Regions from separate parts of the Homo sapiens genome. Here region 2 is linked to region 1. The links are chromatin contacts, found by Hi-C or POLR2A ChIA-PET in ENCODE. All regions are on one chromosome and are shown on one strand. Each heading gives the region's core, a stretch centred on a gene start or an enhancer-like site at or near the end of the contact. The rest is flanking DNA. Distances are from core to core; before and after follow the strand shown.

Region 1 (5,293 bases), core at 1,397-3,896:
TCCGTGGCAGGAGTGTGGAAGCCAGGCCTCCCGTGTGCATCCATCAGGCCACTGAATTATTAGCACCTACTGTGTGCCAGGACCTGGGCTAGGCAGGGATAGGGGTTGTCAGAACACAGACCTTCTGGAAACTTCGTCAAACCCTCGCCTCTGTGACATATTTTCTTCCCATTGGATGGGCAGCATCACCTTTCATTGCAAAACCCCTGTGATCTTGTCATGAGCTGGCCATTTCCCACCCCACTGCCATTCCAGGAGGATGCAACCCCTACATTGTTGCAGGGCTCAGGAAGAGCAGTGAGAGGCACCGCCGAGCCTCTCATGGACCAAGCAGGTGTTTCTAGCCAGGGAGAGTGTCCCCTTCCTCTAGGGAGGTGTGAGCCAGACCCTGGGCTTCCAAAGCAAATGTGTGCATGTGGGCAGAACACAGAGGCCCTGGGCTCGGACACCTGGGGGCCTTCTCCTAGCCCACATGGGGAGCAGAGCACCAGGGGAAGTGGCAGCTGCAGAGTGGGGCCTCCCCAGGCCTTCATCGAGGTTTGTCAGCCTGCATACTGTGTCTTGCATAGATGACACCATCTCTGGGGGCCTGGAGGAGGAGGGCTGTGGTGGCTTTTTGGGGCCATGCTTCTGAGAGCCCACCTGCATTCATGTGTCTGTTTGTCCACCTCCTCCCTGCTTCTTCCCTCTTTCCTTCCTTTGACAAACATTTCCTGGCAGCCAAGTCTGTATGGGGCCCACGCTCCACAAAAGATACATCCCTCACCCTGCATGATCACGGCCGAACTGGAATCCAGCAACATTCCAGGGTGGGCCCAGGGCCAGGCCCAGGTAAGGCCTAGGAGAGAGCTGGCTCTTGGCTAGGAGGCAGGGCATGGCTGACCCCACAGGCTCCCCTGGGTTCTGAGGAAGCTTAGGCGTACTTCCCCAGGATAGGCCAACGGCAGAGCCCACCAGGTGCCTGAGACAAGGGGGTGTAGAGAGCCAGCATCAAGGCCACACAGAGCATCATCAGACCTTGTCTCTGTTGTGATGAGGTCTAGGGTATTCAATCTGGAAGAGTCCCACAGGCTCGTGTGCTCAGGCTGTTCTAGGAAACGCCTGTCCGGAAAAGGGGTGGAGCTGGGTGGCCAGGGCTGAGGGTGACGCAGATCCGCCATCATGCCACCTACAACTGAATGTGGATTCTGGGCCGGGGTTTTTAATAAAGCTGCTGGGTCAGCATCCCAGAATGCTGCCTAGGCCTGTATGTCCCCAGCCTCAGCTTGCATATCTCTGGGGTCACGAGGCTTACTACTGCCGTCTTGTAGTTCCTCCTGGGACATGGGGTCCTGGCCTCCCACCAGGCTGACGCTGACTTCTGTCTTCCACCCTGCTTGTCTTAGGGCCACAGACTTTAGGCCCTTGGCAGTTTCCAATTGAGTCCCTCCCGGGCTTTCCTCCCTGCAGGCAGAGCATCAAGCTGGGTCTGTACGTGGCCCCGCCAGGGCCTGTTTGATTGGGGTAATCTGGACAAGTCATCAGTGGCCTGCGCTGGCAGCCAGGGTGTGGCTAAAGTCAGTTCCTGCCTAAGCTGGGCTGACCCACCTTCTCACCACTCAGGAGCTCCCGGAGCCAGGAGGGACTGCTGTGAGTTTGCCTTCATGAGGAGGCCCTTGGGCTGCCTTTGGTACAGGCAGGAGACCTGGATCCCTGCTCTGTCCCTATCTCTGTCCCTGTCCCTGGGGTAATCTCGAGCAAGGCTGGGCCCCAGGCAGGCCCACACCCCCTCCCATCTGTGTTCATCCCCAGCACTAAGCCAAGAGGCTTTTGTCCCTGGTGGGCTGTCGGCCAGCTGGAAGAGTCCTCCTTGCTCTCTGGCCTATTTGCTTTCTGAGTCCCTCTGCCCTGGGAGAGCATGAATGGGCAGGAGAGGGGACTGGAGAGGGCTGAGGGCCTCTGTTCAGATCTCTGCCCTCACTGGGTCGGGCTGCCAACCTCTGCACTCCCACCATACCCCCAACCTGTGGACAGGTGAGCCTCCAGTTCCTGAGGCCACAGGGAATGGGCTGGATTCACCTGGAGGCCATGGGTAGCCTTGCAGCCCCTGGGCCAAGCTCCCCTCCCACCCAGACTCCTCCAGACACTTCAGGGGTTCAGGCATGCCAAGTCAGGGTGGGGTGAAGGGGTCTTTCTCTAGGCGCTGTGCCTGTGGTTGACATCACGTTGTCCTCATGTGGGGCTGCGTGGCCCCGTGGGGTGGCACGCCTTCTGCAAGAGCTCGCCCTCCAGGAAGTTCTGCATTCGAAGCCTGAACTTGGCCTTGGTTCACTCTTCCTCTCATCCTGGTCTCTTGGGCATGACTTCTCCCAGGGGACACTGCTGTCTGCTGACTTGGAAAGGCAGGGATTCAATCAGGGGCCCCCGCTCAGCTGTGTCTGAAGTGTGCCCTCCTGGGAAGAAAACCCAGCAGCACTTTTGTCGAGGCCTCACACTGGAAAATGAACGGTGGGAGGCCTAGAGGTAAGAGGCCAAAGGCCACTAAGCAGGCCAGCGTGGCCTGCCCACTCCAGCCCCCAGAAAGCATTGGTGCTTCTGAGGAGGCTTGCTCGGCCCTCCCTCTCCCCTGGGCTGGGTGGGGCCAGTGGGACAGGAAGCCAGGGCGGGGCTGGAGGATGGGGCTCAGGGTGGCCTGGGCCTGAGCCAGGGATGAGGCGAAACCCAACCCTGGCCTGGCCCCGGGCCGCAGCCGTGCAGGTCACTAGGCCTCGGCGAGTGGCCACCCGCCCACCCAACAGGAAGCCCTGCCCAGACACCACCTTTGCCCCACCCCGTATTCTCTACGGCTGGCACTTCTCCTATTTCCCATGAGAGCTGCTGCCAGGAATCCTGCCCTCTTGAGAAAGGAAGCCCGACCTCGGGCCGCCCTGCCTCTGGCCTGCGCTGACCCCCTCCCTGGGCCTCCCCGTGGTGGCAGCTCTGGGCCCACGCCCGTCCTGCACCCCCCACACATGCTAATGACTTATCTCCTCTCAGACAAAGCCTGTGACCCTTGGGGACCTAGCAGGAGAAACCTCACAGTGGGACTAGGCCTGGGAGCCAGGAGGCTGGGGCTCTTGGTCTGGGATCCTCCACCAACCTGCTGGTGCACCTGGGCAAGTCACTCAGCCACTCTGGGTCTCATCTGTAGAAAAACAGGGAGAGGCAGACGCTCTGCCCAGCAATGAGCATCCCATGGGATAAAGGGTTTGGGGTGGGTTGAATGTGTGCCCTGTGAAGACAGCCAGGCTTGGGGGGTGATAACACAAAACCTCCCCATCCACCCCTGTCTGCCTGGAAAGGAGCCCCTTCTCTCATCTCCCAGAAGCCGGGCGACGGAGCATGCCTCCGTCTCTCAGCTCTGCTCAGGGAGCTGGGCCAGAAGCAGGGATGGGGCTGTGCTGAGGGGCAGGCTGTCCCACCACCCTCCCAACCCCATCCTCTTCCTCCCTCCTGGTGGGTGCTCTCTGACCCATGACCCACCTCCCCAAGTAAGCCCAAGCCCACCTCAGTATCAGCAGGGGTAGCAGCTTAGGGAATCAACTGTGTCTTAAAGGGGGCCAAGCAGAGGGGTCAGGGCACCACGGGGAAAGACCAGAGTCGTTGTGACATTGGATGGGTTAAGACAGATCCGGGGGCCACCTTGAGCTCCTGGGCGAGCTGAAAGCTTGTCAGCAGCAGGGAAGACCAGGCACCTGAGCAGCCAAGCCCCTGCCATGGGGTGGCCACAGCTCAGACTCTGGTGGCCTTGGACACATTGCTGCTCTGAGCCTCAGTGTCTGCATCTGGCAAGTGGACCTTTCAGAGCCAGTGTCTTAGGGTGCTGTGAGAAGTCCTTAAGATTTGGGGACACAGTGCTGGGCCCCCTGCGGCCCTTCCCTTTGAATCAGCCTTTTCCCTGTGAGGGAAACATTACAGGTCAGGATTAGGACTAGATTTCGTAGGCAGTGGGGAGCCACTGAAAGTTCTTAGAGGAGTAGTGAGTTCATGGGGAGAGGAACCGGCAGCAGAGAAGCCTGGCACACTCATCCGGTGTTGGAGCCCTGATTCAAGAGGGGTCATGGGGCAAAGAAAGTTAGCCCAAGTGGGTGTCAGCACCAGCTGGGCTTGGGAGGCCTCAGTTTTCCTCCTGTAGCTGGGTGCCTGTCCGCAAGGCTGGAGAGGCGCTGCTCAGAGCCAGCACTGAGGGTGGCACCACCACCCCTCCTTCTTCCTCTGGTGCCCCTGAGTCCCACCGGCGTGGGGTTGTCTGGGTTTGCCACTCAGGCCCGGGTGGGCCCCACTGCCTCTCCCTCCCTCCATGGCTTTCTAGCTCTGAATGGGAGTGGACTCTGGAGGCTGCAGTGGGCTGCGGGATGTGAGCCAGGGTGGGGGCATTGGCGGTGGGTGGAGTCACGGGCTGGGTGGCCATGAGTCAGGAATTGCTGGGCCTGTGTGTCATCTGGCTGCGTGCTGTGCTGGCTCCTCCCGCCTGTCTGCCTCATCTCGCCCGCCGCCATCTGGGCCCCCTGGGCTGCTCCACCAGGTGATGGTGCTCTGCTCTGTTTATAAGAGTTCAAAACGTAGGATGGAGTAGTCAGGGGACCGGGCTCTAGGGCCCAGGCTCCCCCAACACCAGAGGTGACCTTGGGCAGGTCCCCTTCCTCTTCTCTGAGCCAATTTCCCCCATTGAAGAGTGGATATTAGGCTGGCCAAGGGATTTCAGCCATGGCCCCAGATGAGATCCGAGGCAGCTTTGAAAGATAGCCCAGCCCAGTACAGTGGCTCACACCTGTAATCCCAGCACTTTGGGAGGCTGAGGCAAGAGGAGCACTTGAGCTCAGGAGTTTGAGACCAGCCTGGGCAACATGGCAAAACCCTGTCTCTACAAAAAATATAAAAAATTAGCTGGGTGTGGTGGTGGGCGCTTGCAGTCCCAGCTACTTGGAGGGTTGAGGTGGGAGGATCGCTTGAGCCCAGGAGGTCGAAGCTACAGTGATCAGAGATTACACCACTGCACTCCAGCCTGAGTTACAAAGTGAGACTCTGTCTCAAAAAAAGAAAAGAAAGAAAAAAGATAACCCACCCCAAACAAGTTAAATCAGATCTCCGGGGCGGGGCCTGCGGCCAGGCTTGAAAGCTCTAGTCTGGATGGCCTCAGACGGGCTGCTTTCTCCGCCCTGCCCGGATCCCCAGGCAGCACTGTGGGCTGGTGCATGGGTTCTGGAGCCCAGAGGCTGTGCTGAGTACAGCTCTACCACTTTCTAATACTGGGCAAGTGAATTCATGCCTCTGA
Region 2 (5,293 bases), core at 1,500-3,999, 120 kb after region 1:
CACCTCCCCAAGGCTTAGTGTCAGCACCGGGCCCCCAGGACAGAGCCCATACTCTGGATTCATGAGCCCAGGCTGGGTGGAATGAAGCCACTTGAGAGGTCCTGGGGGTTGTCACTGGCAGGAAAAACCAAGGGCTTGGAATTGGACACTAAGGGTTGAGGTCAAATCAAATCAAGGGAGTACATGACAAGGTCTCTCGGTGCTCAAACACATGGTCTCTTGCCGTCTGTGAAGTCCGGACAGCCATGATGTGTAGACCCCAGGGTCTTTTTGACCCTAGGGAAGGCCCAGCCTCACTCCAACCACTTCTTCTTATGCTGGGTGGGAGAGGACACAGCTAAACTGCCTACACCCACCTGGGAAGGGTAAGGAGGGGACCTCCTCAGAAAAGTAAATTATGCAGGGAAGAAATTGATTCACATAACCCCTCCTTACCCTTCCATCTCCCTGAGAGCCAGCAACGGGCAGTGATGTTTAGCCCCGAGGAAAAATTACATGCGGAATGGAAAGCAGGCGCTCAGGGTGGCTCCTGCTGGAATGAGAGCTGGAGTGCAGGCTCCGTGGTTCCTGGGCATGCGGGTGTGGCTCAGTTCTCACCTTGCAGATGGAGTGGGACTGTTGACCCAGGCCAGCCTGGGGACTGCCTCCTCACCTCCCTGCGCAGGCTGACCTTGTCACCTTGCCTCTTGAGCTTGCCTCTCTCCTGCCCAGAGGTCCTTGGAGCAAAATGGAGGTCGAGAGGCATTTGGCACTCACGCCTCACCACGGACACTGGTGCATTCTTGGGTACCTCTTGGCCTCAATCTATTGCTGGGGGAGGGAGGACTGAGGCCCATTGCTGGGGCCCTGAATGCAGGGACTGTAACCACCCATCCCCTTCTCAGGGCACCTCTCCCCTCTCCAGCACGCTTGCTTTGCTATTAGTGCTACCTAATTTCCTACTGAGGTGGTCTAGAGCTCCTCCGCCATTGCCCTGCCGCCAGCAAATTTTTATCCCTAGGGTAAGATGACAGAGGCCAGCCTTGGCCCTGGCCTGCCACATACTCAGGTGTGCACTGAGGCACAGTATCTAGTTTCTCCAAGATAGGGGCTGTGACCTGTGACTACCCCACCTCCGGAGGGGCTTGTGAGGGTCTGAGGAACGAGGAAATGTGAGCCAGCCCCTCACAAGGGCACAGTACATGGTGACAGCTCCTGTGAGCTGTTCTCAGCTAAAAGTGCATGGTAGGACTAAGGGGGCACTTTGCAGAAGCATTTATTGGGGTACCCCCAAAAAGAAAGGGGGGCATTCCCTTTCTGTGGACAACACCCTCTTGAGCTTGTTTTGGGATGTCTTTGATGGCCCCTGAGTTAGAGATGATAGTGTGAGGTGGCAGGGAATTTTCTGGGCTGGGGTTTTAGTCTGGCGTCTTATCCTGGGTCCATGCATCCTGCCCAGCCTCCACTGGGTGAGGCATGGCCAAACCGGTTTGGGAAACAGCACTGACAAAACTAGCCCTGACGGCTCTGAGGTTCCCTGGAGTTCAGTTCCCAGGGTGAGTTCACACGCCTCGAGGCTCCCAGTTCCCAGCTCCTGACAACCCGGGCAGCCCTTGGGGAGAGGGGGCGGGCGTGCGAGGAGTGTTCCTAGAGGGAGGGACAGGCTGTAGGCCCTCTCTCAGGCCAGACTGGACCACAGGACCTGAGAAGGCAGGACCTGCCCAGCACAGGGAAGCAGGTAGGGCAGGGTGAGCTGGGCCGGGAGCCTGCTTGCAGATCCCAGGCCACCTGCACCACCCAACTAGCCAGTCCTCCCTATGCACAGGGCTTCAGCTTGTGTGGGGACCGGGGGTGGGGGCAGCAGAGACGGACAGGGTCACTCGCAGCCCAAGCGCCAGCAGACAACTCCTTTTTTTTCTTTTCTTTTTTTTTTTTTTTTTGGCCTTTCTTACCCACAAGTGATGGTGATAGAGGTACAGGGAGCAGAACATGGGAATGATCTAGAAAACTCAGGAGGAGCTGAAACTCAGTTCAGCTTGCTACTGATGGTGCTGAGGCAGCAATACCATCAGTCTGCCGGAGACTGAGATTTTCCCCCAAGGAAAACCTCTCTGATGTAGGTTCCAGGGGTCAGCTGTCAGGGTCACCAGAGTCCAACTCACAATGCCCCAGAAGTGATGTTTTCTATAACCAAGGAGAAGGCCTAGCCCCTCAGCAGCCCCAGCAGCTGAGACCACAGGGTGCTCCCCACCCATCCACTCTCCTAGGACCCTGTCACCCTCAGAGTCCTGCAAGCATCGGCTGTTTGACCTCAGCGAATCCACTCTACTCTCTGGGCTTTGGCCTTGATCAACGGAGCAGCCCAACAGGGTGAGCTCTCTGGAGCCCCTTCCATCTGTAATCCCTGCTAGCGGTGTGGAGAGGCAGTCCACCCCAAGTGTGCAGACAGACAGCTCACCCCATATCACCTGCAAGATTGAGAAGAAGTCATGCAAGGTCAAGACTGGCCTGCGCCCTGAGAAACGTGACCCCACTTGGAGGCCAGGGCTGATTCAGGGGGCCACAGACTTCAGAGAGCAGTGCCCACCCCCTGTCTTTTACATGTGGCCAGAGACGGGAGGAAGTTGCCCACAGTCACACAGGAGGTTCAAGAAGCTGGGGTTGGCACCAAGTCTTAGGAGTGGGAGGCAGGCAGGAGGCACAGAGCTGTCTCCTGGGGATATGCCTGCTCTCAGACATGATGTCACAGAATTATGGGCATGAAAGTGGGGCCTTCGCGTACCAGCAGTGGGCGGGGCCGTTGTCCTGTGGAGTGACTGTTTGAATCACCCCTTCTTGGGCCTGGATTTCCCTTTTGTAAAATACAGGTAGTGTAATCCTTGGCAGGGTCCTAATTGGGTCTTGGGAGGTTTGAATGAAGTAGGAAGAACCACACGGCTGGGAGAACCAAAAGGTTGTGTGCTCCCACGGCCCGGTTAGATCCTCATCCACAGCAGGGTGAGTCGGGCCAGAAGGGGTGCCCCATCTTACAGAAGCACACACATGGCCCTGAGGCTGCACTGATGGTGCGGTGGTCTCGCTAGAGCCAACCCTGGTCTCCTGGGGCCCAGTAGTCACTGCCCCCGGTCCGAGGACTGTGAGTCTCTGTGGTCATGTGCTTCCTGTGCTATTTCCTCCTGGGAGATGACCCAAGAGAGCTGGCAGGGAGGAGGCCCCTTTTCCTATTTCTGGGGCACCCAGCAGTGACGGGTCTACAGGCAGGAAGTCCAGCCCCAGAGCCCCAGCCTCCAGCCGGGCAGAGTAACAATTCTGCGGCTAGTTCTGTTCTCAGGGCTCATGAGTCAGACCACTCATTCCTGCTTTGAGTAAATCAGCCAGAGTAGGAATCCTAGTTCCTGCCCGTCTCCCACCTCCTTCTGGACACAGTGGAATGGGGCTGAGGAGGGGCTTGGGCTCTGCCCACCGCCCAGGCCTCCTATTGTGGAGAGGACAGCTGCAAAGTCCCCCCAGCCCCTGTACCCACACACTCCAGAGGAGGAAGGGGTCTGCCTAGACCAGCCTCCTGGCACTGCTTGGCCTGAGAGCAGAGTCAGAAATGAGTGCCTGTCGGGGTGGCCCTGTGAGGGCCTGGGGTGTCTGGATGTGGGCACAGTTGGGTGCTAGGGGAGCACCCAGTCCAGTAGGGAAGGGGGCACTGTCTGCCCCAGGGAGCACCCAGTGTGAAGGGGTGGTGTGAGGCTGGGCACTCCTGAGCATCTGCATGATTTTCTTGGAGATGGGTGAAAGAAATTGTATTTTATTTGAGCAATTTTCTACAGTACTTAGGTGGAGAAATGGAGCACCCTCTGCATCCCAAGGGAACATGTATACTACAGCAACACTGCTAACAGTTTATTCCCATGTAATGCTTTCTACATGCCTGGTATTGTACCAACATTCTATGTATAGTAACTTACTTAATCCTCATGGTAATTTAGGTGGTAGGTGCTACTTATTATCCCCATTTTGCAGAAGGGAAAACCAAAGCACAGAGAGCTAAAGTAACTTACCCAAGATCACACAGCTGCTACGTGGCTGAGCTGGGATTTGAACCCAGGCAGCCTGGCTCCAGAGCTTGTGTTCTTGGTCACTCTGCCTCCTGGAGGCAGGAGACAGCATATTACTGCTTTTGGTTTCCAGGTGGGACTCTGGTGTGAGATGGGCCGTCTCTCACTTGTGTTGACAAAGGGGCCCTTCCTTCACCTCATGGTTCCTCACACCAGGCCAGTGAGCAGGAGAGGTTCCTCTTAGTGTCTGTCCATTTTAGAGATTTGATGAGGAGTCCAGGCCCGTGTTGACTCAAACCCCTGTGTCTGCTGCACTCTCCCGCCCCTCCCAAGCCCTCACCACCACTTCTTTTCTGTGCATGGCTATAGAACTTGGGGTCCCAGGGATATTCAGGAGACCCCATTGCCTTGAACTCCCAGGCTTCCCCGGTCCCAGGACCCTGTGTTTGGGAGCTGAAAGAGGAGGATCAGAGGGTAGGGGAGCACGGCCTGGGCCCAGGAGCAGAAGGAGCAGCACTATCTCCAGGGAGCCCTGGGTGAGATGCTGGGAACATCTCACTAACATGAACAGCAGCGCCGGCCCCTGAGCAGAGGACGACCAGGGCTGTGGCTGGCCCCCACGCTGTATGAACTGTTGCTGCTGTGAACTGCTTGCCTCCTGTTCCCCGTGACTGGGGTGGCTGTGCATGTCATGAAACATGTGTCATGTGACTCAGTTGTAGGTTTTATTTGAGGACAGCACCAGTCTCTGGACACATTCGTGATGAGATTCCTTTCAGAACCCTGTTTCTGAAGCTGGTTTCCTGCCCCCAGGAATGGGGAGCTGCTGGTAGGTTTAAAGGCCGCTGAGCGCCTGGTCACAGATGCTGCTCCAGTTGTCCGGGTCTCAGTGTCTGTCCTTCCTTCCCAGTCGTCTCAGCATATTGGGTTATTTCTAGCTGTGATTCATGTCAGTGTGTTAGTCATCTGTTGGCTGCATAGCATGTGCTAAACGCCGTGCTGGGTGCCAGGGTTGTAGAAGTGAAGCCCCCAAATCCGATCGTGGCCCCAGGGGCTCATGCTGTCGCTACGGAGCACCATGGCATTCCCCTGGGTAGTGTGGCCCAAGATTCGTGTCTGCATCCATCAAGCAACTGCCATCTACCAGGCCCTGTGCAGCCTCTGGGGATACAGATTGGAAAGAGGTAATCAGAATGCATGGGTGGAAGAAGTCCTCTGACCGCGTTGCAGAGGGCAGGTTGGCAGGAGGCAGGTTTGGAGATGGAGAG

Evidence for each region. A loop is a pair of places that touch in the nucleus more often than their neighbours do. ChIA-PET counts read pairs that join two places held with the same protein, here RNA polymerase II (POLR2A). Pooled maps may share reads with other maps.
Region 2: a loop to region 1 is called in a map of ascending aorta, with 2.3 times the contacts of the local background. The contact joins two enhancer-like sites. A Hi-C loop is called at or near these places in 2 of 168 maps with a recorded cell type or tissue (ascending aorta and gastrocnemius medialis) and 3 of 50 pooled maps. POLR2A ChIA-PET finds 5 or more read pairs at or near these places in 1 of 52 experiments (H1).

The regions. Positions count from the first base shown.
Region 1 is chr10:79,147,450-79,152,742 of GRCh38, forward strand. The region is part of intron 3 of ZMIZ1 (zinc finger MIZ-type containing 1); the gene reads left to right. Among named protein-coding and RNA genes, the nearest start is that of ZMIZ1, 81 kb to the left of the region's middle. RefSeq lists silencers at 2,554-2,613, 2,674-2,753. Within about 2 kb of position 2,647, at least 37 of the 41 ENCODE cell types and tissues checked have a DNase peak (open chromatin) inside an H3K27ac peak, as active enhancers do; they include ascending aorta and gastrocnemius medialis, where a contact is called at or near this core.
Region 2 is chr10:79,263,567-79,268,859 of GRCh38, forward strand. The region is part of intron 7 of ZMIZ1 (zinc finger MIZ-type containing 1); the gene reads left to right. Among named protein-coding and RNA genes, the nearest start is that of PPIF, 81 kb to the right of the region's middle. RefSeq lists enhancers at 210-1,169, 1,712-1,761, 2,128-3,087 and a cis regulatory region at 2,524-3,380. Within about 2 kb of position 2,750, at least 36 of the 41 ENCODE cell types and tissues checked have a DNase peak (open chromatin) inside an H3K27ac peak, as active enhancers do; they include ascending aorta and gastrocnemius medialis, where a contact is called at or near this core.